Linked DNA regions of Homo sapiens: region 2 is linked to region 1. Evidence: chromatin contacts called from ENCODE Hi-C data. All regions are on one chromosome and are shown on one strand. Each heading gives the region's core, a stretch centred on a gene start or an enhancer-like site at or near the end of the contact. The rest is flanking DNA. Distances are from core to core; before and after follow the strand shown. Region 1 holds the start of RPS21 (ribosomal protein S21). Region 2 holds the start of RTEL1 (regulator of telomere elongation helicase 1).

Region 1 (3,871 bases), core at 1-2,500:
CCATCGGCCTTGGCCAATCGGAGAATGGAATCATCTGACTCACCCTTAAGAAAAAAAAAAAAGCACACTAAGAATATTTCCACTCCGGCTGCCTGAGATGGCAGAAGGTCAGCTGTGCCACCAGCCCACGTCTCTCCCCCGCTGAGCGAATGGAGACAGGCGCAGAAGGGGAGCCACCTCTCCCGGGGCAGCCTGCAGCCTGACTATGGTGGAGCGGGGTCGGGGGGGCACCTCCTAGTGAGAGGCAGAGTCTGCTGCCTGAGTGTCTTCTCAGAGCACCCCTCTTCCACCCTCAAGAAGCGGCAGGCGGCCAGCCCAGTCCAGCTGGCTCAAACTACTCTGCCAGCAGATCTACTCAGGCACCATCACACACTCCAATGCGCACGGTAAAGTCCACGATGTCCCGAAGTGATGAGCAAAGCCCAGGGAAACACTCACCATCCTACGAATGGCCCCGCAGATAGCATAAGTTTTAAACTGGCCATTAAACCTGCCTGTGACCTTGTCAACCTAGAAAGAGAAGAAGGGTCACAAACCACTCCCCCAGGTTTGGGAAACACCAATCCTCAAAGCCAGCCTCTGCCTGTACCTTCACCCCAGGGGCTCCTCCACAATGGGACAGCCTGCCTTTCCCGCACATATATCACAACCTTCCCGCCTCCCGGGCTCCCAGCTCACCTCGGCCACGTTCATCTGGATGGATGCGTGGTCCTTGGCACCGATGATGCGATTGCTAGCGGAGCTGTGGAGAAAGGGCGCAGTGAGCAGAGGGGACTTGGGCGGTAAGAATGAAAGAGGGGACGAGGGAGGTTGGGGGTATATGAATGGAAAAGAGTAACGTCGGGGGCAGGACAAGTTAGGGACGTGACGAGGTAAGGACGGGAGGGGTGTGGGGGAACAAGGGCAGGCGAGGGGACGTGGTGGTTAGGTAAGGACGGAAGAGAGGCATGTGGGGGGCGCTTACCATTTCCGCGGCACGTACAGGTCCACGAACTCGCCGGCGTCGTTCTGCATTTCGAGGCTGGGCTGCGCCTGGGGAGTCACCGCGCGGCGCCGTGAGTACGGCCGGAACCGTGCCCCGGCTCCCGGCGCAAACCGGCCCCTAGGGTCACGGCCCCAGCCGCACCCAGCACCCCGCACCCCGTCCCCCGCGTCCAAGCCCCCACTCCCGCCCCAGCCCCAGCCCTGAGCCCGAAGCCCGCGCCGCGCGCCACACCTGCTGCCACCACACCGCGCGCGAGAGAGAAAGGAAGCAGCTAGTCACCCGGCAGAGATATCGGCGGGCAAGGAGGGGCCTCGGCGAGCGCTTCCGGGTCACGCCACCACAGCGAGTCTGCGCGGTGCGTGCTTGCCGGCCGTCGCCGTGACGCACTTCCGCTTCCGGCAAGGAGGTTCTCGGACCCCAGCCTGCTGGCCCTGGGGCGCGGGGCGTCGTGGGGGTCGTTGTCGTTGAGGGTCGTTGCCGTGTGTGGCGTCTTAGCCTGGCCCCTGGGTTGTGCCCCACGGACGCAGTCGACCCCTCTGAGCGCCTCGGGAGCCCCGAATAGCAGCTGGGAGAAGGGGCGAGGACTGAGCCTCGCTGCCCGCTGCCGGCCGGGCTAGAGATACGGGCGTGCCCCCCATTGTGCGCCTCCCGCCCTCCGGTCCCCTCACCCTGCGGCCACCTGGGGCGTGGGGCGGTGCTCCTGCCCGTGCACGTAGCCGCTGCGAGCGGAGGCCTGCTCACCTGGTGCCTGCTACTCACTCCCCCGGGCCGGTGGGCGAAGGACACCCGCAGGAACTCGGCAGAGGAGAAATTCAGACGGCTCCCGAGGGTAGGAAAAGACCCCGGCCCACCGTGGAATCTGAAACACCCGACCACTCTGCCATCCCATGTTTCACCAGTCAGACCCCCAGGGCAGGGCAGGGGAAGCAGAATGCAAACTGGGGCACCGTTTCCCTGAAGCGTGTTGGCCGCGTTTGTCGTAGTGCTAGAGGTGCATACCCTTGGACCCCGAAAACCCATTCCTGGGAATTTGCTCCAAGGAAGTAAAGATGTTACAAAGATGGACCCACGAAGTATGGTCGTTGGTTATGGGTGGGGTCTTGAGGAAGGCCTTGTTAGTAGCCTGAACCCTGTTGCCAGGAGAAGCTCCAAACCGGTAGACGGAGGGAGCAGCGCGGCCTATGTTGGGGTCTTCTCTGGGCGGGGGACATGATCCTAGGATGTAGAACTAGCCTCAGAAAACTTAAGACTCAGTGGCCAGGTGCGGTGGCTCAGGCCTGTAATCCCAGCGCTTTGGGCGGAGGTGGGTGGATCACCTGAGGTCAGGAGTTCGAGACCCGTCTGGCCAACATGGTGAAACCCCATCTCTACTAAAAATACAAAAAATTAGCTGGGCGTGGTGGCAGGCGCCTGTAGTCCCAGCTACTCGGAAGGCTGAGGCAGGAGAATGGCGTGAACCCGGGAGGCGGAGCTTGTAGTGAGCTGAGATCCCGCCACTGCACTCCAGCCTGGGCGACAGAGCAAGACTGCGTCTCAAAAAAAAAAAGTTTTTTTATGTTTAATTTTTTGGGTACATAGTGGGTGTGTACATTTATGGGGCACATGAGATATTTTCATACCGGCATGCAGTGCGTAGTAATCACATGGGGTATATGGAGCATCCATCACCTCAAGCATTTATCCTTTGCGTTACAAATAATCCAATACTATACTCTTTTAGTCATTTTAAAATGTGCAATTAAATCATTATTGACTGTAGACACCCTGTTGTGCTATCAAACACTAGGTCTTATTCTTTCTGTCTTTTTATACCCATTAACCATCCCCATTTGCCCCCCTCCTCCCACTGTTCTACCCTTCCCAGCCTCTGGTAACCATCTTTCTACTGTCTGTCTCCACAAATTCAATTGTTTTAATTTTTAGCTCCCACAAATAATAGTGCTGTGATAAACATCGTAGCACATGTATCTCTTCCTTTCTTTCTTTTTTTTTTGAGACAAAGTCTCGCTCTGTCACCCAGGCTGGAGTGCAGTGGTGCGATCTCGGCTCACTGCAACTTCTGCCCCCAGAGTTCAAGTGATTCTCCTGCCTCAGCCTCCTCAGTAGCTGGGACTACAGGCATGAGCCACCACACCCGGCCAGGTATCTCTTTCATATACTGATTTCCTTTCTTTTGGGTATATGCCCAGCAGTGGGATTGCTTTATTTATGGCAGCTCTATTCTTAGTTTTTGTTTGTTTGTTTGTTTGTTTGTTTGTTTGTTTGAGACGGAGTCTTGCTCTGTCTCCCAGGCTGGAGTGCAGTGGTGCGGTCTTGGCTCACTGCAACCTCCACCTCCCAGGTTCAAGCGATTCTCCTGCCTCAGCCTCCAGAGTAGCTGGGATTACAGGGGTCTGCTACCACGCCTGGCTAATTTTTGTATTTTTAGTAGAGATGGGGTTTCACCATGTTGGCCAGGCTGGTCTTTAACTCCTGACCTCGTGATCTGCCCGCCTTGGCCTCCCAAAGTGCTGGGATTACAGGCGTGAGCCACTACACCTGGCCTACCAAACATTTTTTAAAGAACTAATACCAATCCTACTGAAACTATTCCAAAAAATAGAGGAGGAGGGAATGCTTCCAATCATTTTATGAGGCCGGTATTATCCTGATACCCAAATCAGACAAAGACACATCAAAAAAAGCAGATTAGAGGCCAGGAGTGATGGCTCATGCCTGTAACCCTAGCACTGTGGGAGGCTGAGGCAGGCAATTGCTTGACCTCAGGAGTCTGAGGCCAGCCAGCCTGGGCAACATGGTGAAACCCCTCTACAAAAAAATTTAAAAATTGGCCGGATGTAGTGGTGTGTGTCTGTAGTCTCAGATGCTCAGGAGGCCGAGGTGGGA
Region 2 (3,871 bases), core at 912-3,411, 1.3 Mb before region 1:
TTGTTAACAATATGTTTACAGGCAGTATGCTTGGTAAAAGTCATCGCCATTCTCCAGTCTCGATAAACCAGGGGCACGATGCACTGCGGAAAGCCGCAGGGACCTCTGCCCTGGAAAGCCGGGTATTGCCCAAGGTTTCTCTCCATGTGATAGTCTGAAATATGGCCTCGTGGGATGGGAAAGACCTGACAGTCCCCCAGCCCAACACCCGTGAAGGGTCTGTGCTGAGGATTAGTAAAAGAGGAAAGCCTCTTGCAGTCGAGATAGAGGAAGGCCACTGTCTCCTGCCTGCCCCTGGGAACTGAATGTTTCGGTATAAAACCCGATTGTACATTTGTTCAATTCTGAGATAGGAGAAAAGCCGCCCTGTGGCAGGAGGCGAGACATATTGGCAGCAATGCTGCTCTGTTACTCTTTACTCCACCGAGATGTTTGGGTGGAGAAAAGCATAAAACTAGCCTACGTGCACATCCAGGCATAGTACCTTCCCTTGAACTTATTTGTGACCCAGATTCCTTTGCTCACGTTTTCTTGCTGACCTTCTCCCCACTATCACCTTGCTGTCCTGCCGCATTCCTCTTGCTGAGATAGTGAAAATAGTAATTAATGAATACTGAGGAAACTCAGAGACTGGTGCCGGTGCAGGTCCTCTGTATGCTGAGCGCCGGTCCCCTGGGCCCACTTTTCTCTCTATACTTTGTCTCTGTGTCTTATTCATTTTCTCAGTCTCTCGTCCCGCCTGATGAGAAATACCCACAGGTGTGGAGGGGCCGGCCCCCTTCAAAGGACGATCGTTTTTACTTGTCAATCCTCTCTCTGACCCCACCTGGAACACCAGCCCTTTTTATGACAGACGCTGCCTCTGGCCCGGAGGGGCCTGGCTGGAATGGGCCGGGAGAGGGAAGCACACCCCGTCCTGGCTGAAGCTCCACCCACCCGCAGTCCTTTCCTCGGGGCCTGTGCTCTACCTGCTGCAGACATTCCAGGACCTTGGTCATGTACTCCTGTTGGCATTTGTAGGGCTGGAAAGGGAAGTCTACGGTCACACCATTCAGGACTATCTTGGGCATATCAGCCTGTTCTCAGAAGGGCACAGAGCGTGGCTGAGGGGCAGGCTATTCGGGTCTGTGCGAAAAAACCACTCCGAACATCTTAGGGTCTCGGGCACTCCTGGTAAGCGATGCGAGCATGTGCACTGGGACACAACGCTGTTCTCTTCGAGAATCCCTATGGCACAGACCTGGGAAAGACAGTAAGACTCTGTTTGTAGACAGCCTTTGTGGGTACCGGGCTACTTTCCCAGGCGTTTCCATCAGTCCCTCCTGCGGAGAGGGTTGGAGAGCAACCCTGGTATATCCCATCTCGAGGAGCTGGCGGGGCGAAGATGCGAAGTGGCTGGGCCTTGCCTTATCCTCCCGCCCCACAACTCCGTCCTTCTCTGGAAAAGACGCCCACAGTGCTGCAAGTTCCGCCTGCAGTAATTCCGCGACTTCCACAAGAGCGTGAGGGCTGAAGAGGCAAGCGGCACCCCTCCCGGCCTCACCAGGCGCAACGTCAGAGCGGAGGGTCTGAACCTCCGGCCCTGCCTCTCCAGCCCTCTGCCCTCCTGGCTGGCTGGAGTCCATTCCCCATCCGCCCGGGTGGGCAACCAGATGCAGCCAAAGTAGCGAAAGAGCATGCCGGGATGCCAACCCGTGCAGCCCTCAGCAAATCACTCAACTTCTCTAAGCCTCAATCCCGCCCGGGAACTGGGACTAACAGAACAGACGCGGACACACTGAATGTCGGCCCTTCCCTCCAGCCCCGGTCAAGGGCTCAGCCAACGCCGCGGCGCCAGCGCCACGAGCGCAGGAAACTACAGGTCCCAAAATGCAGCGCGGCCAATCCGCCGACCCGCGGCCCCGAGGGCGGCTTGGGGCCTGCCGGGAGCTGTAGTTTCGAAAAACCGCAACGCGCCTACGAGCCGCTCGGGTAAAAGAACCACTTGTAGGGTCACTGCGACTCACTGCTCACTTGTCTCCGCGGCGAACCTTCCAGAACCGGGGTCCCTCAGGAACTCAACCGACTCCAGTCGAGGGCCGCCACCCGTCCCCAGCTGTCAGCCAGCTCAGAGTTTTCGCGGGCAGAGGCGCGCAGTCGGCGCTGAGCCCACTGCACTTCCGCCCCCCACTTCCGGTCCGTTGCTTTGTGCTCCCGGCGGAAACTGTTCCCCCGCGGAGGGGGTCCGCCTGCTCTTCGGCTCCTCCAGGCCTACACGGCGTTTTGCGCGTTCTGTGTCCGGCTCCGCTGGCCAGTGAACCTCACTTCCATCGCCCACAGGCAGAAATCTGGGGTCCCGCCCGTCTCCTCCCTTGATGTCATTCCCCCACCAGGGTCTGCGTTCCACTACCGCCTCTCTAGGCCGAGCCACCACCATTGCCCGGAGAGCTGCACGGGCCTCCTCCCCAGAGGCATCTTTTTACTGCTCGAGTGTGAGCCGACCGCTTTCCTGAAAATTTGAAAACGGCTGCGCCTTGCCCAGGACCCGGCTCCTGAGAGCCCTGACCGCCCCCTCTCCTTCCTCTCCTGCGTTCCAGCTTCTGCTCGGCTCACTGTCCCGCAGTGGTCCCGGCGGGCCTCCCTGAGTCCCCAGCACCCGGCACTGGCTGGCAGCAGGGCTGACTCCAAGAGCGAGGCCCGCACCGTTCTGTGGGGTCAGCCCAGCGTCACGGATGTTTGTCTCAGGCGGCCCCAGCTCCCATGCCCCAGAAGGCCCCAGAAGGCCCCAGGAGGGAGTTGGCGCTGCGTGACCGCGCACGGCCGGCAGGCAGCACTTCTTCGTGGCTTCTTCATGGCTGTGTTTAATGTCCACTGACGGCACATGCGAATGCCATGCGTGCCCACGCTCCTGGGTGTGAGATAGTGCTCGGAGAAGCCCCAGCACTCACTGGCACCCAGCCCCATGTGCCTGTTGTGGTGAAGGAACTGCAGGCTGCCTATCTGAGACTCGGCAGGGAGTTGAAGATGAGGAGACCAGCCACACACACTCGTTGAATGAATGGGCACCAAGCACAAGTTTCAGTGCCCCCCATACATGCTGATATGGTTCGGCTCTGTGTCTCCACCCAAGTCTCACCTCGAATTGTAATCCCCACGTGTGGAGGGAGGGACCTGGAGGGAGGTGGTTGGATCATGCGGTCAGTTTCCTCCAGGCTGTTCTGACAGTGAGTGCTCAGGAGACCCGATGGTTTAAAAGTGGCAGTTTCCCCTTCTCTCTCTCTTTCTCCTGCCGCCATGTACGACCTGGGAACTGGGACTAACATAGACTTCACCTTCTGCCATGATTCTTTTTTCTTTGAGACAGAGTTTTGGCTTTTTGCCCAGGCTGGAGTGCAGTGGCACAATCTTGGCTCACTGCAACCTCCACCTCCTGGGTTCAAGTGATTCTCCTGCCTCAGCCTCTCAAGTAGCTGGGATTACAGGTGTGCACCACTAAGCCCGGCTAATTTTTTATATTTTTAGTAGAGATGGAGTTTGACCGTGTTGGCCAGGCAGGTCTTGAACTCCTGACCTCAGGTGATCCACCCGCCTCGGCCTCCCAAAGTGCTGGGATTACAGGCGTGAGCCACCGCGCCCAGCCAGATAAGTCCTCTCATTGTCCACACTTTCTGGGTGAGAAAGTGAGGCACAGAGCGTTGAGCAGATTGCCCAGAGCCTGCTCAGGAGCCAGGAGTTTACCTTTTGCAGCCACACATCTCATCTCCTGAGAGCAGTGGCCAGAAAAGGCTGTCCTGTGGACTGAGCTGAAGTCTGAGTCATCTGCTCCTTGCCAGCTGCTATAGGAGCGTGCTGGCCTGGGGTGGTCAGGAACTCCTGTACCCCTGCCCTCTTC

The links. Hi-C counts contacts between places; a loop is a spot of excess contacts on that map. Pooled maps may share reads with other maps.
Region 2: a loop to region 1 is called in a map of naive thymus-derived CD4-positive, alpha-beta T cell, with 12 times the contacts of the local background. The contact joins the promoter of RTEL1 here to the promoter of RPS21 in region 1. A Hi-C loop is called at or near these places in 2 of 168 maps with a recorded cell type or tissue (breast epithelium and naive thymus-derived CD4-positive, alpha-beta T cell) and 5 of 50 pooled maps.

What each region holds. Positions count from the first base shown.
Region 1 is chr20:62,384,482-62,388,352 of GRCh38, reverse strand. It overlaps RPS21 (ribosomal protein S21), which reads right to left and starts at 1,250. Exons shown (of 6, transcript NM_001024.4): 1 at 1,217-1,250; 2 at 965-1,032; 3 at 679-742; 4 at 439-510; 5 at 1-44. The coding sequence starts at 1,014. It overlaps RPS21-DT (RPS21 divergent transcript), which reads left to right and starts at 1,364. Exons shown (of 1, transcript NR_186459.1): 1 at 1,364-2,050. RefSeq lists enhancers at 401-1,092, 1,093-1,784, 2,063-2,112 and silencers at 973-1,162, 1,593-1,712.
Region 2 is chr20:63,656,602-63,660,472 of GRCh38, reverse strand. It overlaps RTEL1 (regulator of telomere elongation helicase 1), which reads right to left and starts at 2,161. Exons shown (of 35, transcript NM_001283009.2): 1 at 2,007-2,161; 2 at 969-1,240. The coding sequence starts at 1,070. It overlaps RTEL1-TNFRSF6B (RTEL1-TNFRSF6B readthrough (NMD candidate)), which reads right to left and starts at 2,663. Exons shown (of 38, transcript NR_037882.1): 1 at 2,007-2,663; 2 at 969-1,240. RefSeq lists enhancers at 1,537-1,586, 1,737-1,806, 1,927-2,086, 2,107-2,196, 2,227-2,466.